Regions from separate parts of the Homo sapiens genome. Here all the other regions are linked to region 3. A link is an interaction called in ENCODE POLR2A ChIA-PET data of the cell type or tissue named here. Cell type or tissue: MCF 10A. All regions are shown on one strand.

Region 1 (4,000 bases), 70 kb after region 3:
ATTTTTTGCTGTGAGAGACCTGCACATTGTGGGATGTATATCCCTGGCCTCTATCCACTAGAGGCCAACAGCACTGCCTACCCAGTTGTGACGACCCCATATGTCTCTAAACAACCACTACTTTAAAACTATATAGTCCCACAAAGTGCACAGAATCATCATTGAAAATATTTACTATTACAAACATATTTTGATTCCACTTCAAAAGTGACACTTTTGTTAAGGAAAATACATCTTATGTTAAATGTAATCATTATCTTTTAAAGAGAATTTTAGAGTGAAGGGGTAAATCTTTGCACGTACTCACATTGAGTTCTAGAACTATCCCGAGGCAATCAATCAGCAATGACACAAGCGTGGCTACAGTGATGACCATCACTGTTACAACAATGTGGAAAACCGATGAAAGATTCCCACCAAAAAACACATTGGCAATTACCTGCCGAATAAACAGATTATTTTGAGAGGGACTTTTAAAGGCATGCAGGATTTATTGAGGGAGTATTTTACAATAGTATTTAGGAATATATAAAATACTACCAACAAGGCTATTAATCAAATCTTAAGTCACTAGGAATGTTCTATATTTTCCAAATTACTTACATACAGACACACATATCAATAACAAGTATTCTTTGTTGAACTATTAGTCAGTGGATTATATTACAGACCTATAGTGTGGCATACCGATGTTTCAATACATGTATCTTTCAAGTACAGGAGAGACTTTGGAAAGTTATCTTATCCTTCTTTCTTGAGTCCAATAGGTTACTACTAAAACAAACTAAACATGCTATTTAGATTATTTGCATGGCCTCTAAGAAGTAGCTGTCACATTTCCCTTATTAATACTGGATGTGTAATATCCTTTACTAACAGGAAATTAATTCTGCATTAACTAATTCCTATTTGTTATAATTTAAGTCTATTTTATCTTGCCTTTCCTCAACAAAAATGGGCAAGAGTTCATCACCATTTTTCATGACTACTCAGATCAGGAAAGCAATAAAAAATTACTGACTTAATGTGTCCCATATTATGATATGGTTTGCAAAGATAAAATGTCAGGGAAATGATTCCTATTCTCAGGAATTAATTTTTGGAGGCATACAACGAAACTTAAAAAAGCAAGTAGAGATCAATTTATAACAGGACAAAAAAGATCAAGGAGAATTTAGGACTAGAAGGAGCTTTAGGTATCTAGAGCCGTCTCCTTACAGTAATCTCCTTTACAGCATCCCTGAAATATGCTTGACCTACCTTGGTTTGAGGTAGGGCTTGAAACATGCACAGGATTTGGAGCAGAATTATAGGCTGAGACAAGAGCGTGAAAAAGAGCAAAGAGGTAATAACAGGAACAATACCTATGGAGGATAAAGAGAAGATAGTCTGAATAAGTAGTGACCCTGTGCAAAAGAACAGTGAGACAAAGAGTTGGAAATAACAGAAGGTCAGATATTGAGGTATCATAAAGAAGCCATCTCTCTAAGCTGTGCTGCCTGGATATGCAACATCTCCCATGTGTCACATACTGCCATGACTTTGCTAATAATTTAATGGTGATATTAATAACATAAGTTGTAATGTCTCTCCAAGTATTATCTTATTTAAGATCCATTCTTACAGATGCCTCTATGATATAATTGTGAGAGTGAAAAATCACTTAGTGAGGCAGGTAGTAAGAGATATTTGTTAAGGGTAGACAGCCTTTTTAGTGCTTTTATGAATTGAAACAGTTTGATTATATTTTTGTCAGTCATACATTTGTGTGTGTACCTGTGTGTGTGTGCAGAATGAAGAGTAAGAGAAGGGAAAGTTATAGACACCATTCTTCTGCTGAGTATTTGCTATTGTGGCAGAGATCTTGATTCAGTTCTATCTTCCTGCCACAGCAGCTAGAAAGGAAACTCAAGTTTCAAGTACTAAACACAGAAGTTGTGCAGGTGAAGTGACTCAGATCGTCTGCAGGCAGGCAGTTTACTAGCAACCACGTGAGAATGCACCATCTGTTCTTACTTGCTGATCTAGAGATTAGATTTGAACCTACGTACTGAGCAGAAGCTAAAATAATACCATGTCCTGCATCTGACAATAGCTAGTAAAGTTTCGAAAGGCTCTTAAATTTAAAAAAAAATTAGTTCAGTCTATTTCTCCTTTATAGTCAAGGTAGAGAACTGGCCTGTGAGTTATACATGTGTGAGGGAGAGAAGTGCTAGTTGTAAAGGACATACACAGTGCTAAACATTTCCCTCTTCTGTTTCCCCGTGCAGTCAGTTCCTTATCCCTGGGACTGACTTAAAGTAAGCCCTGGCTTGCCTCAAGAAGCCTGCTGATTATTTAGTGTATTTAAAGCTCTGTAGATATTTCACTTATCTCATTAGACCCTTTCACATGGTGCACTGTATAAACAGCCTCTAGGAACAGATCCTATGACTGAGCCCTTTTCAGTGTGGTCCCTGAAAGACCCACTGTGAAGCAAGATCATGTTTTACTGCCGACTGGTACAGTGGATTTTTAGCTGACAGCATAAGGGATTCCTGACAGGCCATGTTATCCAATTTTACACCAAAAGAATGAATTCTCTTTCAGATAATATTTCTCTACAAATACAAGTGGAATATATAACCCAATTTAGAGCTGACTTTGACAATACAATATATTTATATGTAAATAATATCCTATATATTTGTTATTATTTATATTATTAGTTTATGTTATGTATAGTTGTAAATATACACGTCTACATGTATAAATACATAAATAAAATGTATCTGTAAAACTAAAAGTTTCAGTTGAATTTTGGTTCTCCATGGAATATAAGATATTTTAGTTTTTAAAAAATAACAAAACCAGTTAGAATCTGTAGATTCTACAGTGCCTTTAATACATGTTGACTGATAAAACATCTAAGCAAAAAGACAGTTTTGTAAAACATGTTTTAAACCTTGATACTTAATTTCTTTGTAAGAATGCCTTAAAAGCAACAACTTTAGTTTGGCTGTCGCAAAAGGCTGGCAGTCACTTTGGAATGCAGTTGTATAAATATTTGTGCTCACAGAAATATAAGCCAAATCTACCAAACCTAATTTTCAAACCGAACTTTTGAAAAATTGTCTTGTAAACATCTGAATATAAATTCATCTTTAAACTCTGACATTTTAGAGTCAAAAAAGAAAATTTTACAAATTATACCATTTGTCATGCCCTTGGGAATTTGCCAAACTGTATTATTTATAAATCTTCCTAAATTAAATGTGGCAGAGAGATCACCTGGGTAAAGCGTTGGGAAGGAACCGCGCTTACCTCTCTTGTCACAAAGCATTCCATAGGGTATGTCAAAATGACAGTGACACCATAACAAAATCTTCCAAATGTTACCAGGTCATCATTTCTGCAGTAATTTTCAAATAAGTCCCCTAGATAGTAATATAAAATAAGTTTATTTACTAGATACTAAATGTTTGAGATAACTATCTAATAAATTAAATATTAGATATTACAGTTATGCATCACCTAATGGCCCACATATATGATTACAATGCTGTATTTTTACTATATATTTTTCTATGTTTAGATACATAAATACTTTCCATTCTGCTACAGTTGCCTACAGAATTCAGTACAGAAACATGCTGTAGAGGTTTATAGCCTAGGAGCAATAAGCTATAGCATATAGCCTAGGTGTGTAATAGGTGCTACCATCTAGATTTGTGTACGTATACTCTGTGATGTTTGCACAATGAGGAAATCACCTAACAATGCATTTCTCAGAATGTTTCCCTGTCATTAAGCAACACATGACTTATAAGTGAATCTCCATAAACTTCATTTCATTTAATTAAGAGAATAGATGACCAGGTCTAAATAAAAGTTTTTGAATTCAATAACTATGTAGTTATTCACTGATTTAAACCAGTACATGCTACATGTGAAGATAAATCCATCACTGATAGTTTTTCTCTTATTATTTGTTTTTGGTAGATTTGCTGCCAATTTGTAC
Region 2 (4,000 bases), 77 kb after region 3:
AATATGTCAGAAAATAATTTTTCTAATAGTTCTAGAAATGAGACCATTCATTCACATCAGGCTTATGTGGTCTTTTCATGTTACTCTTGATATAAACCAGGCCAGTCCAACATTCTCTCTCATTTTCCTTTTCCTAATGACCCTTCCCATCTGAAGGAAATCTTTTTCCCATCGTTTTCATCCTGTGGCTTCCTTTGCCATTTGGGACATAATAAAGGGTTTGAAGAAGTCCATAACACTTGCTAGCCTTCCAAGTTAAGAAACAAGATGACTGTAATGAGTTTCTGCATGAGAAATAGATTTCTCCAAATTGAAGCAAATTTTAGTGATGAGTGAGAAAAGTTTGAGCCTAATTTTATATTGGCACAAACTAGATCATATGCTGCTAATAGGAAGTCTAAAACTTAGGACATCTGCTATCCAGACATAAATATGAAACACAGCACTTTTTCATGGAACAGAGAACTCCACATTGAGAAAGGGCCTTTGAAACCAAATACTCACCAAAAGACATAACCCCGACCGCTTGAATGGCATTGGGCTTTGCAAATACCCAAGCGTCTTCTGTTTTTGGTCTAGAAGAAAAATCAGTTAACTTGATAAATTGTTAAATAAATACAAGCATCAGTATATCAGATAACAAGAAATGGTATCACAAATATAAACTGAGTGTCTTTAAGCCAGAAATTAATAAGGGGCTCCCATTAATCTTGTGTAATCATGAATAAATTTCCCAGGAGCATGAGTGTTATCTCTTAACCCCAGTCCTCTAAAATGTATGTCAAATACTTGGACAAATTCTATTTTTACATATGTAAAATATCCAGACTATGTAATTTTGTGAATTTGTTTATTTGCTCATCAATTTAACAGACAGCATTGATTATGCACCTACCAGTTCAGCTACCTTTTGAGGGAGATACAAAAATTAACAATGCCCAGTTACTGCTGTTCATTCCGCTCTTATTTTTTTCAGGCTTAACCTACCCAAGAAAAATTTAGTCAGCACTAAAATTTATTGAGAGAGGTAAACATGAACTAATACTAATTGAGGATGTACTATCTTCTAGAAACTCTACTGTGTTATCTCATTTAATTTTCAAAATAACACTTAAGTATTATTATCACCATTTAACACATGAAGAAAATCAAGCTCTGGATGGTGATATAACTTGCCAAGCTTCCACAAATAATTAGTGAAGAAGTTGAGATTTATCTTCCTGGTTTATTCACTCCCATGTTTTTTCCAGGCAGAACCATCTGACAGTGGCCTCAAATTCCCAACTGTAGATGTATTTCTCAAGGGAATTTTGGAAATATATGCACTTTAAACAGCTTGAAACAGGCTACATCCTAGTGGAATTAAAATATTTGATATTGGCAGTGATAGGTCTACCTGGCTAACACATCATGAATAATGATGAACAGCAGAGGCTCTAAGGTCAGTTAGCTTAAATTGTTCTTCTGGCCTCCTTCCACTTATTAGCTGTGTGATTTTAGGCAAGTTACAGGACCTCTCTGTGCTTCAATTTCAACATTTATAAACTGGGGATAATTGTAGTATCTAACTCATTAAGTGACTGTGTAGATTAAATGAGATAAAATATGTAAAACTTCTGGAAGAGAGTTTATCACATAGCACATGTTCAATAAACAGTTATTAGTATTAATGTTATTATCCAGCATTATTAATAAAGGCAGCAAAAAGTCTAAAAGTATGGCCAACTTCCCTGGGAAGGGAAGGCTTGAGTAAGACTCAAAACAATGCATGAAGAATGGAACAGGGATATTCCTAGGAAGCATGAAAAGGCGCTGGGTATTTTCAATAAAAAACAGAAATTCTAAAGATGAAGACCCATCTATTTCATAAGTTTGTTTATTCATCCTCTATGTAAAGAAGGTACATACAAAAAAATCTTGTTTGTTGTCCACACTTTGTGGGATTTATGCATTATATCATCCTTTTTCCCATATATGAAACGAGCAGTTACAGACACAAAGAAACTTCACAGAAAGGCAGGCCTGCAAGAGAGGCCACAGATTGTTATAAGACTTGCTCCAATTCCCAGTTTTGGGAGTGGGAACTACTGCCACCTGCTGCCTCCACTACTCTAAAAGCAGTCGACATTAAAAGCAGCATACCTGTTAAATTCCAATGTTAATGTGGAAAAAATACATATTTTGTACATGATCCTTAGAAAATGATTTCAGTCAGGCAGCACTAACAGTTGTAGAAACTTGAGGATTCTCTAACTTTGCAATATGCTTTAAATGGTATGCTTTCCCTCTTATGGTTTTTGCACTTGGAAAATATTCACCCTTACTCCCCAACCCTAGTACAGATTGTGGTGGTGTCCTACTTTTTAAATCTTATATTAGTAATAAAATGTAGAAGTTTCATTTTCATTTTTTCTCTTCCATTTAAATTTTTTCCCTGGGTCCATATGGTTCCTTGGGTATATTCCCGGAGTGTGAAACAATACCTAGAGATAATTTTGGATTTTCTCTGTTCATCATAATGATGATGATTTTATAAGATGGAAAGTGCCAAAAAAGATGTTACAGATAGGAAAATGCATATGTCTAAATCTAGGGAAAGAGAAGGAAACAGATATTGAATATGGCTTTCCAATCATTTATAAAATAGCCTAGGATTGAGTTCCAGATACAATCAGTTGTACAGGAAAAAAAAAAAAGAGAGAGAAGAAAGTTCTCGGGTATATTTTATGAGATTGCTGAAACTTTGATACTCAACCTGGATGGAAACATAAAGTTATAGACCTTTTGACTTTAAACTGTAAATGCTGAAATATGAAATCAAATGCCATCAAGCAATTTATAAGATAAGGAATTATGACTACGAATATTTTTTCAATAAATGCAAGGGGAGTTTAATAACAAAATATTAATATAATCAATATTTATTAATAGCTGTTATATTAATAGATATTGGTGTAATTTACCACATTAACAGATTAATGAAGGAAAGAAGCTTATGACCATTTCAAAATATATAGAAAAGCATACAACTCAGTATTTATTTTGAAAAACATGGTGAGCAAACTAATAATAAAATAGAACTTCCTTTACTGGATAAGGAATGTCCACCAAATCCTATAGCAAATGGCATATTTAAAAGTGAAAAGTTAGAAATACTCTACTTAAGGGATGAAACCAGATAGGATGTTCAATATCACTGCATCCTGAATATATTATTGATATTCCTAGCTGATTCAATAAAATAAGTGATGTGTAATCATTGAAAAGATTGTGTAAATTATTTGTACACAACATAATTACACATATGGAAAATTTATGCATATGGAAAATAAGAGTATTCAGCAAGGTTACTGGATACAAGTTCAATACACAGAAAACATCAAGTGGGCTGATGTACACAAACAATGACCAATTAAAATGTTTTTTTAAGTGGCAGTGACAACAAAAACACTAAATACTTTAAAAGATGTGCATGATTTTAACGTCATGTTAAACTTTTATTGAAAGACACAAATAAATGGAGAAATATACCATATCCATACACACAAATGGGAAGACTCAATATCATATAAACATCAATTTACCCCAAATTAATTTTTAAATTCAAATAATAAAATACAGAAAAAAAGAAATCAAAGAATAAAATACAATATTGAGGCTGGGCATGATGGTTCACGCCTGAAATCCCTGCACTTTGGGAGGCCGAGGCAGAAGGATTGCTTTGAGTTCAAGACTGGCCTGGGCAACACAGGGAGATCCAGGCTCTACAAAAAATAAAAACATTAGCCAGGCATGATGGTGTGTGCCTATACACCCAACTACTCGAGAAGCTGTGATGGGAGAATCACTTGAGCTTGGAAGGTTGAGGCTGCAGTGAGCCATGATCACCCCATTGCACTCTAGCTTGGTCAATAGAGTACGACCCTGCCTCAAAATGAATAAAATAAAATAAATAAAATATTGAAGGAGGAAAAGAAATTTAAAACTCAAAAAAACCCCA
Region 3 (4,000 bases):
CACCAAACAAACTTCAAACTATCCCTTTTGATGTTACAATTATTATTTAGAATGTTTCAAAGAAAAAGCAGCAGCTGAGAGGCCATAAAACAATTTTATTTTCCTAAAATACTCATTCCCTGAATGGGCTAATTTATCATAGAATTAATAAAAGTGAAGATAAGGATATCAACTACATTTTTCCTGAAATGTATTAAAATATTACAGAGTTAATGGTTAAATATAAGTTATCCGTTAAAATGTATAACGTCATGGTATGTTATATCATACCATGGTCAAGAAAAGATAAAAAGCAATTAACAAAATGAACTAGGCACTTGGAGTTTTTCTTCTGGTTTTACTACTAATTTGCTGGGACTTCAACACACTCAGTGTTTCTGAGCTTCAGATTCTCATTTATAAAATGTGGAGAACAAAACTTGGTGCTATGTTAAAATGACATGTTACAACAATGTAAAACTTGGAAAATTACAGAGGAATTCTTTCCAACAGTAATATCCAAGGATAAAGACTAAACTAGGCTTCATTGTCTATTAAAGTAATGAGTTATGATATAATTAGTCAGTTTTATAGCAAGAAATTTATCTCCAAAACCTAACAATTATAACATATTAAGATTTCTGCCTGCCACTTCCCAAATACCCTTATCTAGATATTTTTCCCCCAGTTTAAACCTTTTATAATTTGGGTTTTTGAGAGAGAAGAGAAGCAATACTGAATATTAAATATTCAACAAATCTTATATGACAGGCATTCGGAATATGCCAAAGGACAAGTTAGACAAGTGAAATAAGACAAATGAAGTAGAGAGGTAATTTTTTCATGTTGATATTTTTCAGGTAATGATAACTTCTCTGAGTAGAATAATGTAAGGCAAAATGATAGAACTACTGTGTTATTTTAGATAAGGTGTTGACAGATTTTCCCTACTTAAATTTGAAAAGGGGACGGCAAAAGTCCTTTACAAATGCTTGACAAATTAGATAAGGCTCTTTTGTACTTTCTTTTTAAGCAAAGAACTTATCAGTTTAACCTTTAAATTCTCAAAAGTGGCTGGGCGCACTGGCTCATACTGGTAAACCCAACACTTTGGGAAGCCAAGGTGAGAGGATTGCTTGAAGCCTGGGGTTTCGGATCAACTAGGCAACATAGCAAGACCTTGTCTCTACATTAAAATAAAATATCAAGAGTAAAGTCTGAAGGTTCTTACTACAGTTATGCTTGCCAGCAAAAAGTGTTCTTCTGTTTCTTCAACACAGAGCCATCTGACCTCACCTATTTTACTTAAAAGTCCCCAGTGACTTCTGAACACCCATGGGTGTATTTTGTGAAAGCAGGTATGTTTTTCTTTCTTTTTTGTTTTTTAAAGTACCTTAACCTAATCCATTTCCAAATCCAATTTAATTCTATCTCATTTTGCAATCCCTGAATACATTTCGGTATCCTGACAGCTGTCTCATCGTCAATTCACATAATTTTGCAGCTCCACTTAGGAACCTTGCTTGTATGCTCAATATCTTTCTACCGATATATTTCTTTACTCATCCTAATGTGAGAATATATGTCAGGATATATGAAAATATTTAAGCAATGAAAAACCTGGGGAAAGAAAAGAAATGAAAGTCAACAGTGGGAGTAATATTTGCAGAAAGGAGAAAGTTAATTTGAGCAAAATGAAATAATTAATACACTACATGTTTCCTCTATGTAAAAATTATACTAAATATCTTTTAGATTAGTCATGTTGCTTTGAGACTTTTCCATGTTTCCTCTAGACAGCTGCCAATGTTCGCATGGTCTCTGATGAATAAACATGCTGTGACTTGCTTCTAAGGAAACGCCTGTCATGTTCCAGGGAAAAATGACTTCTACACTCTTAAATCAGGAAAACTGTACAAGTCTCATTCATTAGTGACAACGTCGATTTTTCCTTAACGTTTCTATTTCTGGAATGCTCGTATTCTCATTAGGGCATTTCTGCATTCAGATTAACTAAGAAAATAAACTATGTTGGAGGAACACTTATGCTGGGGGGAAAAATCTTGTACTACATCAAACGAGTTTCCTACTTGAGAAACTCAACTAGCATCCAGGTTACTCCTGAACTATTTACTAAGACCAAGGTTATTTTCAGGTTTTCTTCATCTCTTGCAGAACTACCTGTTCTCATTACTGTTTACTCAAACGCTTAACAAGGTAACTATTAGCATATCTGGCAGGAAGACATGCCTCATTTAATATTAACTCACCATGTGACAGCCCCCTTCCTCTCTTCTCAAACATGTGAGGATAAAAAGAAAAGTAGAGTTGTTTGCAATCTGATTTGCGCTGGGTTTTGGAACCAGCAATTGGCCACAGGCACACACACCCCCAATCAGAGGCGCGCACCCCGCTCGCTCCCGGAACTGTCATGCGGGCTGACAGCTGGCACACCCTCCTGTCGCCCTCCACCCGCCTGCAGAAAGCCCACTCCCTACAGTCACCTTGACATTGCTCACCTGCCTGGGCCTCAGCCCATGACCAAGGAAACTTTTGCCCTCCCTCCCCAGGAGCTCACTTACAGGTATCGTCCACCGCTCCCCCAGAGCCCAAACAAGGGTCCCTTTGTTACAATTTTTGCTCCCGGACTCCTCACCCAATTCCTGGCATTCAGCTGGCCTGTAGCAACCCAGGGCAGCCCCGGTAGGAAGGCAACCAAAAACGACCCGAGCCCTCCGCCCGGGCGGCCTCCGAGAAGGCCGGGAGGAAGCAGCCTCCCCGGCCGCGTGGAGGACAGTCAGTGAGTCAGGCCGCCGGCAGGGCAGCGAGTTGCCAGCCAGGTGAAACGGCCGAGGCCTCGCTGTCCTCGCCGGCCTCGCCCTCCCCGGTGAGAGGCGGCGCGGCGCTCTGGGCTTACCTGGCTGGGGCGTCCTGCGGGCGCGGGGTTCGGCCGTCCATCGCCCTGCGGGGCGCTGCGCGGGCTCCAGCTCCCAGGCGGCGCGTCACTGCTGGGGTGGGAGAGGCCGGCGGGTCAGGGCGGGACGCGCGCCTTCCCGAGGCCGGAGCGAAGCTGGCTGAGCGTCAAGAGCCCGCCCGAGCCGCTCCAGCCCCGGCCGGCCCGCCTCCCGGGTGCGCTTCCACCTGCGGGCCCCGGCTCCCAGCCCGCGGGCGCCGCCGCCGTCTCTACAAGGTCTAGCGGGCGCCCAGAGCACGGCGGAGGAGGCGGTGGCGCTGCAGCCCCCGCCCCGTGGGGTTTACTGGGTAGCCATTTGGCGCCTCTCGGAGGGAGAGGAGCCGCCGGGGCTGGAAAAGGAGGAGGAGCGGGGCCGGGCGCACGGGCACCGCTGCCACGCCGGCAGCGCACTCCCAGGCTCCTCCGGCCGAGTTTGCACAAACAAAACGCCCTAGGAAAACTTTTCCCGAAGAGAAGTTGGGAGGGCTGATCTCTCTTTTCCCACCCAAGGCTCCTACGTTCTTTTCCAAAGGAGACAGTAGCTCGCCTGTTCTCCCTCGCGGCTTCCTCTCCTACTCTTCCCTTCCCCGGCCCGCGCTCTTGCCGCTCGGCTCTCAAGCCAGGACTTGAATGGAGAAGCGGCAACCCCTGCGAGGCTCAGCCCAGCGCGGGCAGGGCCGACTCAGCACCTCCCCTGTCCCGCGGGCGGGGTGCGGGCGCTGGCTGGGCGCTGGGGGCCTCGCTGGAGCCCGCTCTCTCACTCACCCTGCCCCATTTCCCTGCCCGGAGTCCGGGAGCTCGCCGCCGCCTCTGCAGCACGGCCGCACATAAGTGGGGACCAGCTCGGCGGCATTGGAGCGAGGGAAGCAGCGAGCCGGAGAGAGGAACGGGGCGGGGGTGGGCCGGGAGCAAGTTGGAATTTCCTTCCCCCAGGGCTTCGGGTCTTTGGGGTCCGGCTGGGGAAGCTGAACCGAAAGAAAGCTCCCAGACGAGGTGTTCCCATTCCCACCGCTAGGCTGCGCTTCGGGAAGGCTGGTGCGCCTGAACCGGACAGGTGCGGGGGAAGGG
Region 4 (4,000 bases), 57 kb before region 3:
TCCCTCCAGTATTTCAACAGCAGTAACGCATTTCCCTCTGTAATAGTCTGAGTTTCATAATGTTGCACTGTAATTATAAAAGTTTACTGCTTCAAAATCAAAAACACAAAAAGTAAGATTCAATACCTTTTACATACATCACAGTGAATACTACACAGAGAAAACAAACATTTATCTTCTTTACATTGATTTAAGTTATTAGACTTTCTTTTTTAACCCAAAACCTTTTATTTTTTAGGTACCTCATATCCATATGACAAAAATAGCACAATAATGGCCCATGCCTGTGATAACAGTATGTGAATACTTGTGGAGAGAGGCTGGAACAGTTTTGAGAAAGGCTGATAAAAATAAAATTGCTACTAACAAGTTGGAGAAGCATTGGGCCAATATTTAATTTTTAGATAAAAGAATACTTTGGTATCATCATGGTCAAATCAGAAGCTTTCATGTTCACTGTACACTTACTGCAGACCAGACACTTTGTAAAGTGCTGCTGAGGTGCTCTTTCCCCTTTCTCACAATCCACAGACACATATCTTTATGGATACTTTACAAGATACTTCACTGATAAGGGTAAGAACTATTTAGCGAATTAGTCAAGGCAGTAGTACACCTTGGAGGCAGGACTTGAACCTAGGCAGTCTGACTATAGAGCTACATTCTTTTCCACTGAACTAAAAGTCAAATTTAATTTGAAATTGTGCCCTAAATTAAAACATAGATCCTGACTTTATTTCAAAGGCTTTATCTGTGAAGGTGCTCAAGACAAAACAAAGCATAAAGAAACCACATACACAGAGAAAACCAATAAAGTAGATCTATTTTCAACAAATCTCAAAAGTATAACAAGGTATTCAAACCTCATTACTGCTTTTTAGAGAAATTGTAAACATGCTTCCCTAAAAACATTATCAATGTGTTGTTGAATTTTTTAAAATGGAATAAAGCTATCCTTTCTTTTAAGTGTTTTTTCTTTAGCCTCAGAGAAGGCTATCCAGTTAAAAAAAAAATGGAACTTTTACCCTCATAACTTAGGACATTTTTTATCCAGCCAACACTTCTAATTCTCATTACTTTGAATTGTCTTTTACTTTTATGTTTGCAATTTTATATTCCCACAAATTACAAAAGTGAGAAAAATCTTGATGGCTGGCTTCATTCTTGCAGTTAATTCTCAGTATTATGAAAGTTTAAGAAAATGCCTGGCCTTTATTACTACTTCTTCTTAATTTTGTGAGTTTCACTTGCTCCTTTAATAAAATTACTAATGTTTTAATAAAAAATTCTTCAGTAGAGCTCCTCATCCCTAAATTAACTGTTAATTATGTTTTTTAAATCACCTAACTGAAAAATTAGTCTAACAAACCGAATAGAAAAGCATTATTTTATATCAACTGAGCAAGAAAGATCAAACCAGTTTCTTTCCATTATTTTGCAATCGGTGACATCATATTATTCACATTAAAAAAAGAAAAAGCAGATTAGTAGATGCCAGGGGCTGAGGAAGAAAGGGAATGGGGAGGGACTGCTTTATGAGTACAGGCTTCCTTTAGGAACTGTTCTGGGCTAGGATAGTGGTGATGGTTGCACAACACTGTACATGTACTAACTGTTACTGTGTCTTACACATTAAAATGATTAAAATGGTAAATTCTATCTTGTGTATTTTACCACAATTTTAATAAAAACAGCCAGATATTTTAAGACTGTTATTAATATAACAAGTAGATTTCTGGTCAAAGATTTATACTTCATAATAGCAACTGAAATATAAAAATAACATTCTATAAATATATCACATTAAATGTTTAATAAAAGTTTAACATTCAAAATAACAAGAAAACCCACTGCAAGTATAATTTTATCACCTATAAAATCAGAACTTCCCCAAGATACATTTTAAATGGTTATACTTAAAATGTTATAACTTCAATAGTTCAGTAGTTTGCTTTGCTTTCCCATTTTTTTTCATATATTACATAAAAGGGAGATTAAGCCTTCAGTATGCAATTATCACAACTATGTATTTTTTGGACTTCTACAGCAATATTCTAAGAATAAATGCCCAAATCCCACAGGTCTTTCAGAAAGGCAAGATGAAGGACAGGCATGGTGGCTCACACCTATAATTCCATCACTTTGAGAAGCTGAGGTGAGAGAATCAGTTGAGCCCAGGAATTCCAGATCAGCCTGGTCAACATAATGAGACCTCATCTCTACTAAAAATAAATATTAGAAAAAAAAATTAACCAGGTGTGGTGACACGTGCTTGTGGTCCCAGCTACTCAGGAGGCTGAGGCAGGAGGATCACTTGAGCCTGGGAGGTCAAAGCTGCAGTGAGCTGTGATTGTGCCACTGCATGCATTCTAGTGTGAGTACAGAGTAAGACCCTGTTGAGAAGAAGAGAAAAGAAAGGAAGAGAAAAGAAAAGAGAGGAGAGAGGAGAGAAGAGAGCCTCTCAAGTTGTGGGCTGTGGCTCTGAAGAAAGCAGTTCAGTGAATCAGTGTGGTCAGAAGCACATGTCCTTGCTGGGCTGGCCAGACCCAAACATTAAAAACTCCTCCTCCATCCCAGACATTCAATTACAGCCAAGATTTAGCAGTAGTGGTTTCAGACACTTTCATATTATAAGCAAGAGATCAAAATGAAGTTAAAACCATCACACTGGCCAGGCGCAGTGATTCATGCCTATAAATCCCAGCACTTTAGGAGGCCAAGGAGGGAGGATAGCACGAGCCAGGAGTTTGAGACCAGCCTGGGCAACATAGCGAGATCCAATCACGACAAAATATAAAAAATTAGCCAGGCATGGTGGTGCATGCCTGTGGTCTCAGTTATTTAAGAGGCTGAAGCAGGAAGATTGCTTGAGCCTGGGAGATCGAGCCTTCAGTAAGCCATGATTATGCCATTGCACTCCAGCATGGGCAACAGAGAGCTACCCTGTCTCAATCAATCAGTTAACCCATCAAACACTTCTGATAAAAGTGGTATTTTCACATTCTTTCTAGAGGTGTGGAGCCAGGCCAGGAGAAGGAGGTGGCAAGACCGGAGTCCAGGCAGGAGAAGCAGCAGATCCAAGTAGACCACTGTCATCTTCTCAGGCTTCCTTTCTCTCTCGTCTCATGGTAGATTCTCTCATTTCAAAGTATTCACAGCATTTAGCTCTAACTTCATTCACATTAAGTTTTCATTTATGCATGTTTTATATGTTTTATATTTTATAGACTTTAAGATCCACAAAGGGAGTAGTATCACCATACTGCGCAACACACAGAAGTCACTCAATAAACATGTGCTTTTGTATATAATCCTAGGTCGTTTTATTATTCTATTTTTATATCTGCATTTTGTATCTCTAAATTTTAAGTTCATTTCTTTAAGGCATAATTTGTAGATATTTCTTTAGTCCTCCAAGTTCCTTACACACTGCTAAAGCATACAGAAAGTGCTGGATCCACATACGTAATTATTTCATGTGGCTGCTGCGGTGAATTCCAGAGTGATGTGAGCATATCCACCCATTGTCCACAGCACTGTGTTCTCTCTGCAAGGGCCAGCTCTAATGTGAATTTCCCTAAGAAGGCATCCTAATCTCTCCTCCCTTCCTTCTGTTTGCATAATCTGCTTCCCTGTCTTCTTTTCCCTAAGCCCTTAGAGGAGGCCATTCATGGGTAATCAGGGTGCAAAAAAGTGCTATATGATACTTATGCATTTATCTGTTTCCCTTTACACTGTGGATTCCCTTAGAGAAGGAAATTTGCTATTTTCATTTTTGGATTCCACTGGTACTAGAGCCAATACATGTTTTTTTAAAAACAATTAAAATACATATAAAATGAAGGTGCTATGGTTTGACTGTGTCCTCCCTTTCTAAGTTGTGTTAGAAACATAATTTCTAATGTGACCGTGTTGGGAGGTGGGGCCTAATGAGAGATGTTTAGGTCACGAGGGCTCCATCCTAATGAATGTATTAATGCTATTGTAAAAAAGGCTTGAG
Region 5 (4,000 bases), 100 kb before region 3:
CCTATTCTGATCATACTGTAGTTTATGAAGTTTATGAAACTGATCTAGAGAGAAGAGAAAAAAGAAACAAGTAAAATATATAAAATATCAGATGGTGTTACATGCTCTGACAAAAAAAAAAAAAATAAGGAAAGAAGTTAGGAATGTCCTAATTGAAAAATGACACCAGAATTGAGACCTTGAAGGGACTGGGATATCTGCGGAAAGATAGCTTTGACAAGTACAAAAACCCTGAGGCAGGAATGTGCTCTAAGTGTTTAAAGAAAAACAGAAACTAGTCGGCTAGTGAAAACAATAGGCATGAAATCAGGGTGATAATCTTGTAGTGTTTAAAGGCCTTTCAAGTGAAGACTTGAGATTTTACTGAGTGAGACAGAAAGCCTCCAAAGAGTTCTGAGGAGTGATGTGATCTACTCTACTTTTTAAAAGGATTACATTCTGGTTTTTGTATTCAAAATAGCCTGGAGGAGCAGCTACAAGGTTATTGCGAAAATTTAGGTGGGAGATGGTGGTGTCCTGGACTACTCAGATTCTAGATACATTTTGTAGGGAGCTGATAGGATTGAAGCTAATGCAGAAAGGAGACAGAGACAGAAAGAGGAGCTAGCCAGTGGAAAGAGGGCAGGATTGGAGGGACAAAGTGGCAGTGTTGCTGAAAGTAACCAACAGGAGACCTAAAATGCAAATTTCAATGGTTTGCTATGTGATGTGCTTACTATAACTCTACAAGCCATCACTAAGGTTCTGGTAGCCTTGGGAGGTGTCAAATAAAGGATGAAATTTCAAAAGCAGAAACTGAAAAATATGAATCCAGAGGTGGTAAGGCATAAAGTCAGAGCCAGAGGTGACCCCAAGAACGTAAAACTCTTGGGAGTTTACAATGAGATTATAAAGGGCATTGAACCTTCCACAGGAAGTGGAACAGGGGTTCAGGCCAGCCTTACTTAGATCTTAAGCAGCAGAGTGACCTCAAGAAGTTAACTGGGTTCTGTGTGTACATAGATGTGAGCTCCCCTCTAGCAGGACCACATCTTAGTAATCTTTAGGCACCTGGCTAGGTCGCTGTTGTCGAATGGGGAATTTAGAGAAAACAGTGATTAATTCTGCTTGAAAGTCAAGGGGCTCAAATGCATAGTAGACTAATACAACTGACACATGAGAAAGCATACTTGTTGAGAGGAGGTTCATATGCTTTAGAAAAAAGTAACATGGTGAAAGCTCTGTTGTTTTTTATAATTAATAAGCTTGTTTTGCCTAAGCCATACCATCTTTACACAAAGGTGAGACATAAACATTAAATAGGGTTAAGATCTTTTCCAAAAATAGACTCAGACTAGTTTGAATGCTTTAAATATTTAATTGAAGCCTCAGCATTCAGCACTGTAACACAGGAAAGCTGACCCTGACCACAAGATTTTGAGGTTGGGAATTACTGACTGTCTAGCTTTACCATAAAGGAGTCATAACACTACAAAAGTAGGACATTAACTTTTAAGCAGGTCGTGCTTCCAATGGAGCTGCCGCTGGGGTTAACTAGTCACAAAGTGCACCCACAGGAAATAAAATAATCGCTTGAATAGAGCTCAGAATTATCCACCTGGATGCCAAACTACTTCTGCCAAAGATAACAATTCTGGTTGGATAATCATCCCCTAGTTGATGCACCTGAAGGCAGTTGGCTAATGGGTTTGACCACAGGATCACCACAGAAAAGATGCCTGTCTTCCTGTTTCCTAAGGCAGGAGCACACGTGAGCAGTCCATCTAAAACCTGAGGCAAATCATTAAAAGTGGAAAAGGATTGGATGAACATTATAATCACTCCTCTATATTATTACACCACATTGAATTTTGGGTTATTTTATTACTCAGCAGAGTCTGCTTTGCATTAACATTATTTACAGAATTTTTTCTCTTGTAAGATAATATAATAATTTTCTAGAGGGCTGATTTTTTTTTAAGACTCTAAAAGCTCTTCTTTGAAATGAAGAAATCCCTATGAGATTTCCCACTTCTTTCAGAAATAAATAACAATTCCCTGGATTAGTTTCATATCTGTACCTTGTAAGTGCACACCAACAACCCAATTACACATACCAGTAATAGTACAGAAATTTTAAAACATTCTCTATTGCTGCTGATGTTTATCAATCTTATGCTAACCCATGTAGTTCAGTAATGAGTTCAGGAATGAAGCAGTGCTCTCTCTGTGTGTGCAAGAAATGAAATGTACCAGGTACACGAAACAAATAGACCCATTCTCAAAATTGAGAATGCTTATTATGCTATAAGAAATATTTTGAAGAAAATAACACATGAAATTAAGATTTGAAGATAAATAGTAATAGGTCAGATTACTAAGCTGATAAGTTCTTAACATACTAAAAATAGATATTACTAAATGTAAAAAGCCCCACAATTTTTAGAAAGTCACCACTTTGGACTCTATCTGGTTGTTTATCTTAGGTGTTATACTCAGAGCTAATTATAAATAATTACCATCATAAAAATTGTGATTTAAGAACACACCTACTAAACACACATACATGCCCCTTATAAAAACAAAAATACTACAAATATATCTCACTATAATTGGGGCAATTTGAATATAGACAAAGGATAACATTTTATTGACATGAAAGATGGAAATCATTAACTGAAAAAAAGCAGGTTACAAATAGCACGTACAATATAATACCATATTGTTGTAAAAAAGAAGTGCACATATAGATGGGTGTACATATATGTGCATGCCTAAGAATAAAAGGCTAGACACTGCAATGTTAGAAGTTGCAATCTGCCTGCTTAATGAAATTGCATTTACAATTTTTTGGCTTATCTGTATTTTCCAACTTTCTAAAACATCTAACTATTGCACTTGTAATCACAAAAATTTAAAAACTAAAATTAGTGCTGAGCACGGTGGCTCACATCTGTAATCCCAGCACTTTGGGAGGCCAAGGCAGGACAATCACTTGAGCCCAGAGTTTGAGGCTGCAGTGAGCTATGATTACACCACTGCACTCCAGCCTGGGCAATGGAGTGAGACCCTGTCTCTAGAAAAATTTAAAAATTAAATTAAGTTAAAAAACTGAAATTAAAAAGGGTCATTATTATAAGGTGTAGACGCCAGGAAAGCAAAGGGAAGAGGGTGGCCCTGCCAGGAACAATGTTCTGAGGACATTTGTGAATACTTTGTCACCCCTTTCCCAACCAGGGGAGCAGGCAGGTGACAGAGGCTGACATTCTCCTGGGCTCAGAGCCATGGGGGACATGGGAGGGCAATGACAGAACCTAGATGACAGGATGATTAAAAACTCAAATAGTACCGATTAAAAACTCAAGTAGTACTGTTATGTCTAGGTACTTGCACAGTTAAAATGCCAACTTTTGTTTTAGGCAATTACAGCAGAATAAGGATCTAAACCAAAATTTAAGCATCTTATATAGTTAAACATGGTTTGTACCACCCTATAGATTTTTGACAGTTAAAAAAAAATTACCCTGCTATAAACATATATTTATCACACATTTGTCATCACTGGACACTTCTCAATAAATATAAATATGACGTGAACTTCAGAAATTTTTCTAGATCCATACTGTTGTTACTCTCGTTTTTTCAGCAAAAATCCCACACCGATCCCTTTATCTTGTCATTTTTCATAGTCTACTTTTTCCCAATAGGTGGCGCTGTAATCCATGTAAAATGCTCCCGAGTTCCTCAGCGGACCAACCCTATGCCAGGCAAAACCGCGGGCTTAGGCTCAACTCTGCTGTAAACTGGTGCTATGGGACAGGTAAATCAGGCTGAAAAGCATGTGCGACATGTCTCTGGGTTATTTTATGTGAAAAGCCCAGAGAGGTGAGGTGACTTGCTTGAGATCACACAGCAAGTCTAGAACAAACTGTAACTTCTAGTTGGGACTTCTAGCTTGGAGTTCTGTGCTTTCTTTGTGTTTTCAATTATGACATCTCACATGTGCTCCAATCAAAACAAA
Region 6 (4,000 bases), 56 kb after region 3:
GAACCAGGCCTGCAGCTTAACCAGCATAACTGTGTTGATTTGGGGTTGTAATCTCTATTTTCTCCCTTGTTAATTCTCCTCCCATGTCCTTTGTCATTGCTCTTCACTAATATTATTGTCGTGGTTTCTCCTCTTCTCACTGTGTCTCTAGATGATTTTTCAAAGAGGCAAAGGATAACACATTTAATATGTACCAATTGCTCTCCCTCCTACATCTCCAGCCTCATTTTCTTCCCTGAGATCTAGCATGGTATTCCTACATCTTGCTTGTATTGTGTCCCAGCCTCTAAACAGATGGCTCCATCTGGCACTTTCTTATGTCCAACTTCCAGCCTTTTTCAAACGTGGTCCCTGAACCAGCAGCAGCAGCATCACCTGGGAACTTTTCAGAAATAGAAATTCTGAGGCCCCACTCCAAGTACTGAATCAGAAACTGTGGGGGTGAAGCCCAGCAATCTGTGTTTCAACAAGGCCTCCAGGTGATTCTGACACATGTCCAAGTTTAAAAGCCACTACCCTAGACAAAGACTGGGCTCTTTTCTTTCTCTCCTGGTCTATGTGTTCTCTAGGTCACAGCATCTCTGGTCCACTCTACATATTTGCTCTGCTATCTTGGCAAATTCTTTACACATTTTTTAGAATAAGCATACATTCTTAAAAGCGCTTATTCTATTGAGGTAGCAAATTATTATCCTTGCCACAGTTAGTAAAGCATTCATGGGTACCCTCACTGATGGGTGACCTCATGGTCACTCATTGATTCATGCTTGGGCCACCTGACAACATTTGCTCCAATCAATAGCCACACCTAATTAAAAGACAGACTATTATTCCTTTCCTAAGCAAGGCTATAGCAGATAAACCAGGAGGAGACCTGTTCTCTTCAATAAATGTATCTTTAATTAAGTAGATGTGTATAGTATGACTTCAGCAGAGGACTAATTGAAAATTTCTTAGTTTGGTTAAATGGATGCAGTCTCCTTTTAAGAAAGACAAGGGGCAACAATTATTGTTTGGCATCATTGGAAATAGTCCAGGCAAGGCAGTTTACTTCTTCTCCCATCCAAGTACTAACAAGGCCAGACCATACTTAGCTTCCAAGATCAGATGAGATCTGGTGCGTTCAGGAAGGTATGGTCATAGACAGTTTACCCATTCTGATGTTTGAAGATGGTTCAAGTTAGTTTTGATAATAAAGATTCTATAATAAGTGAACAATGACTCAATTTCTAAATTACACAGATGCTATCCAACTTATATCCTTAAAGGAAGTGTATTGCTAGATGTTCTCATTTGTGTGTAAAGATGTGATTCTTGCCTACCACCACCTTTTTAAAGTTAAGAAGTGCTTTATACATTTAAGTGTATTGACAGCTTCAAAAACTGGTTTAAAACCTTCAAGTTGCTTTGTTAGGGGCAACAAGTGGCAGGGATGGAAAGATTTTCAGGGGAATCTCTTATTGAACTGAGGCAGAAAATAGATTGAGGGGTGGGGTTCTTGCAGTTATGCATGGTGGCAAAATAAGCATACAAGTATTCTTGCAAAATAAATGTGAGTTCCTAAGATTTATTAAATTATAATTTGAAAGATGTCGGTAATCCGTGCAGCTAATAACTGGGTCATAAGCAGTCTTGTTCTACAGCTGATTAAAAATAAATAAACCAATACATGTTTATTAGGCACTAATGCTGCGCTCAGTTCCTACCAGGAGCTTTCATCTACTTGAAGAGTATGAAGCAACACCAAAGTACAAGATAAGAGATGGTTACGTGCTAAATTATGTTATCCTTGACATACTTTTCTTTGTACATGCTTAGAGATCTCATCCCTCATGACTTTATTTAATAATTATGTAGGTCAGTGTTTCTCAGTCTTGAGCAATGTAATGACAGACTGTGGCAAAAATTTCTTACATTTCCTCATTTCTTACATGGAATGAAAGCATTTTTATTATATTTTACCTAAACATGTACCAATCTAAAAACAGGCACAAACTGCTTAGCCTATGACCCTTAACTATAAAAAAACAAATTTATAAGTTAAATACAGAAAAGTTACCCAACAGAATTTAAATTAATTTAATGGTAAGGATAATATTTTATTGAAAAAATAAATCACCACTAAAACCCTGAGCATGGTTCTACCTGCTAAAATGCATCTTCCTTTATGTTCAATAGGCCTTTCTCACTATGAGTCACACAGTGACTCAGCTCTTGCCACTTTATTCAAACTACTGTGAACCTACCCTTTATACACTTCCTGTAGGATTTCTTTTTGCATTTGATTTGTACAAACTCATCATATATGTATTAACTCTGCTTGTGATAGTTTCTCGTTATTTGGCAACAATTAATATAGTGCCACAGATGGACAACCTGATTGGAATACAAATGAAATGAAAATCTTAGGTGATACTTGATATAAGGAAGCCATCCAGATGGCCCCAGATTTTCATGTTACTTTTTGAAGATTGTCATACATACAAAGACACAAAGTCCTCATTAAAAAATCATTTAAAAATCCTCAGTAAACCGAGGGCATCTGTGGTGGGCACAGCTGTGTCTCCCAGATACCCCTGTAAGGAAGCATGTGGTGACAAAGCTATCAGTAGACCACCTCGAGCTCTCAGTTCCTTTAGGGTTTGCTCTGCTGCAAAGAGCTGCCTAGCCCAAGAACTCATCCTTCTCCAGATGCTCACATTAAATGACTGATGGAGGCAGCAGTATCAAAACTGGGCTATTACCCTTGAACAGGGACAACTCTGATGGGTCATGTATGCACCAGCTTCCCTGTGGATTTGGCTGAGGTCAGCCTGCACTGCAGTTCTACCTCTCCCTAACAATCCTGCTTTCCCCTCTCTCCCATTAGTTATGATAAACTCCATCTCACTATCTGCTCCCAAAGACCCAGTCAACAAGAGCTCCCAGAAATCTCTCTGAGGAACCCCCAGTGGACTGAGAAAGCTTCTTCTGTAGCCCTGATTCTTCTTACACGTTTCTAGTTTCAAAGTTCAGCTTCCAGTTGTACATTCCTGACAGCACTAAAAATCCAACAGGTCCATATCACCAATCTCTTAGGTTCTTGCCACAGAACAACTGTTTTTTGTTTTTGTTTTTTTTGTTTGTTTGTTTGTTTTTCTGTTTTAGAATGGTGCTACCATTGTATTCCCACAGCATCAGAAGATGGGAGGTGATTTTGATTCTTTACACACCTTGCTCCTCACAGCCAGTCTATGATTCAGGATTCCTCACATGGAGAGGTCTTTGCTCATTTCTCCAGGGATCCATTTCCCTTTAAACAAAGGATGCTGCTGAAATTATAACGGAGAGCTCCTCTTTGTTCTTGGGATATGTCTTCTTTTCAATCGTTTTGGGTTTCCCTTCTCTTCAGTTCCACAGACTTTTAAGGACAAAGAAAATGCCCACCCCCCACACCCCCCCACCAAAAGACATCTACACAAAATTCCAACCCACAATCACCTACTTATTTTGGAGCACAATATACTGGTTTGCATATTAAATAAAAGGGGGATGGCAGAAAATGCTAAAGGCTTAACTCTCCCTTCTTCAATTAGCATTAGTGTAGTGCAGTCATTAGAACAAAACCCTTATTTTGTTCCAGTTAAAGGTGAAATACATTCAATTTTTCTTTTCTTTATCTTTTATATTGCACTACTCATAAAAGCCAAGTCTTGATAAAAGCCAAAATAATAATTTTATATAACATAAATACAGACTAAAGCAAGCGTAAATGTTATGTGTTTTAAAGTCTATGAAAACATACATATTTTTAAAGCAGTCAACTCATTGAAAGATACTAATATTTAAAGTAGAAAGTTGTGTTGTCTGCTGAACATGAGACTCTGAGGTATTTGTGAGAGAGAAATTGTCAGGAAAGCAGTAGAACATTTCCTGCCCATGGGTGCAGTCTTGAGTATTTGTAATAGCCATGACGAATCCAAAAACCATCACCACAGCACCAATGGGAAGCATGACACAA

What was found. ChIA-PET counts read pairs that join two places held together with the same protein. Peaks named below come from ENCODE experiments on the same cell type or tissue, not always from the same donor. Only the 100,000 strongest peaks of a DNase experiment are listed, where the experiment ranks them.
Region 1: POLR2A ChIA-PET joins it to region 3 with 65 read pairs; 13 of 35 experiments call an interaction of 5 or more read pairs at or near these places.
Region 2: POLR2A ChIA-PET joins it to region 3 with 12 read pairs; 13 of 35 experiments call an interaction of 5 or more read pairs at or near these places.
Region 4: POLR2A ChIA-PET joins it to region 3 with 17 read pairs; 5 of 35 experiments call an interaction of 5 or more read pairs at or near these places.
Region 5: POLR2A ChIA-PET joins it to region 3 with 30 read pairs; 7 of 35 experiments call an interaction of 5 or more read pairs at or near these places.
Region 6: POLR2A ChIA-PET joins it to region 3 with 12 read pairs; 10 of 35 experiments call an interaction of 5 or more read pairs at or near these places.

Annotation. Positions count from the first base shown.
Region 1 is chr2:164,908,333-164,912,332 of GRCh38, forward strand. SLC38A11 (solute carrier family 38 member 11) reads right to left here. Exons shown (of 12, transcript NM_001351537.2): 10 at 3,304-3,416; 11 at 308-439. Among named protein-coding and RNA genes, the nearest start is that of SLC38A11, 45 kb to the right of the region's middle. In MCF 10A, no CTCF peak of the experiment used is centred here; a DNase peak (open chromatin) is centred at 1,959.
Region 2 is chr2:164,915,399-164,919,398 of GRCh38, forward strand. It overlaps SLC38A11 (solute carrier family 38 member 11), which reads right to left. Exons shown (of 12, transcript NM_001351537.2): 8 at 505-575. Among named protein-coding and RNA genes, the nearest start is that of SLC38A11, 38 kb to the right of the region's middle. In MCF 10A, a CTCF peak has its summit at 2,107 (motif pointing left); a DNase peak (open chromatin) is centred at 2,073.
Region 3 is chr2:164,838,260-164,842,259 of GRCh38, forward strand. COBLL1 (cordon-bleu WH2 repeat protein like 1) reads right to left here and starts at 3,564. Exons shown (of 14, transcript NM_001365672.2): 1 at 3,451-3,564; 2 at 2,897-2,987. The coding sequence starts at 2,937. LOC101929633 (a long non-coding RNA gene) reads left to right here and starts at 2,490. Exons shown (of 2, transcript NR_110574.1): 1 at 2,490-2,563. RefSeq lists a silencer at 3,538-3,747. In MCF 10A, a CTCF peak has its summit at 3,943; DNase peaks (open chromatin) are centred at 1,802, 3,222, 3,612, 3,942 and 1 weaker place.
Region 4 is chr2:164,781,016-164,785,015 of GRCh38, forward strand. The region is part of intron 2 of COBLL1 (cordon-bleu WH2 repeat protein like 1); the gene reads right to left. Among named protein-coding and RNA genes, the nearest start is that of COBLL1, 59 kb to the right of the region's middle. In MCF 10A, no CTCF peak of the experiment used is centred here; a DNase peak (open chromatin) is centred at 1,536.
Region 5 is chr2:164,734,106-164,738,105 of GRCh38, forward strand. The region is part of intron 3 of COBLL1 (cordon-bleu WH2 repeat protein like 1); the gene reads right to left. Among named protein-coding and RNA genes, the nearest start is that of SNORA70F, 48 kb to the left of the region's middle. In MCF 10A, a CTCF peak has its summit at 3,710 (motif pointing right); DNase peaks (open chromatin) are centred at 1,676 and 3,716.
Region 6 is chr2:164,894,633-164,898,632 of GRCh38, forward strand. SLC38A11 (solute carrier family 38 member 11) reads right to left here. Exons shown (of 12, transcript NM_001351537.2): 12 at 1-4,000. The coding sequence ends at 3,805. It also overlaps the pseudogene RNA5SP111. Among named protein-coding and RNA genes, the nearest start is that of COBLL1, 55 kb to the left of the region's middle. In MCF 10A, no CTCF peak of the experiment used is centred here; a DNase peak (open chromatin) is centred at 2,199.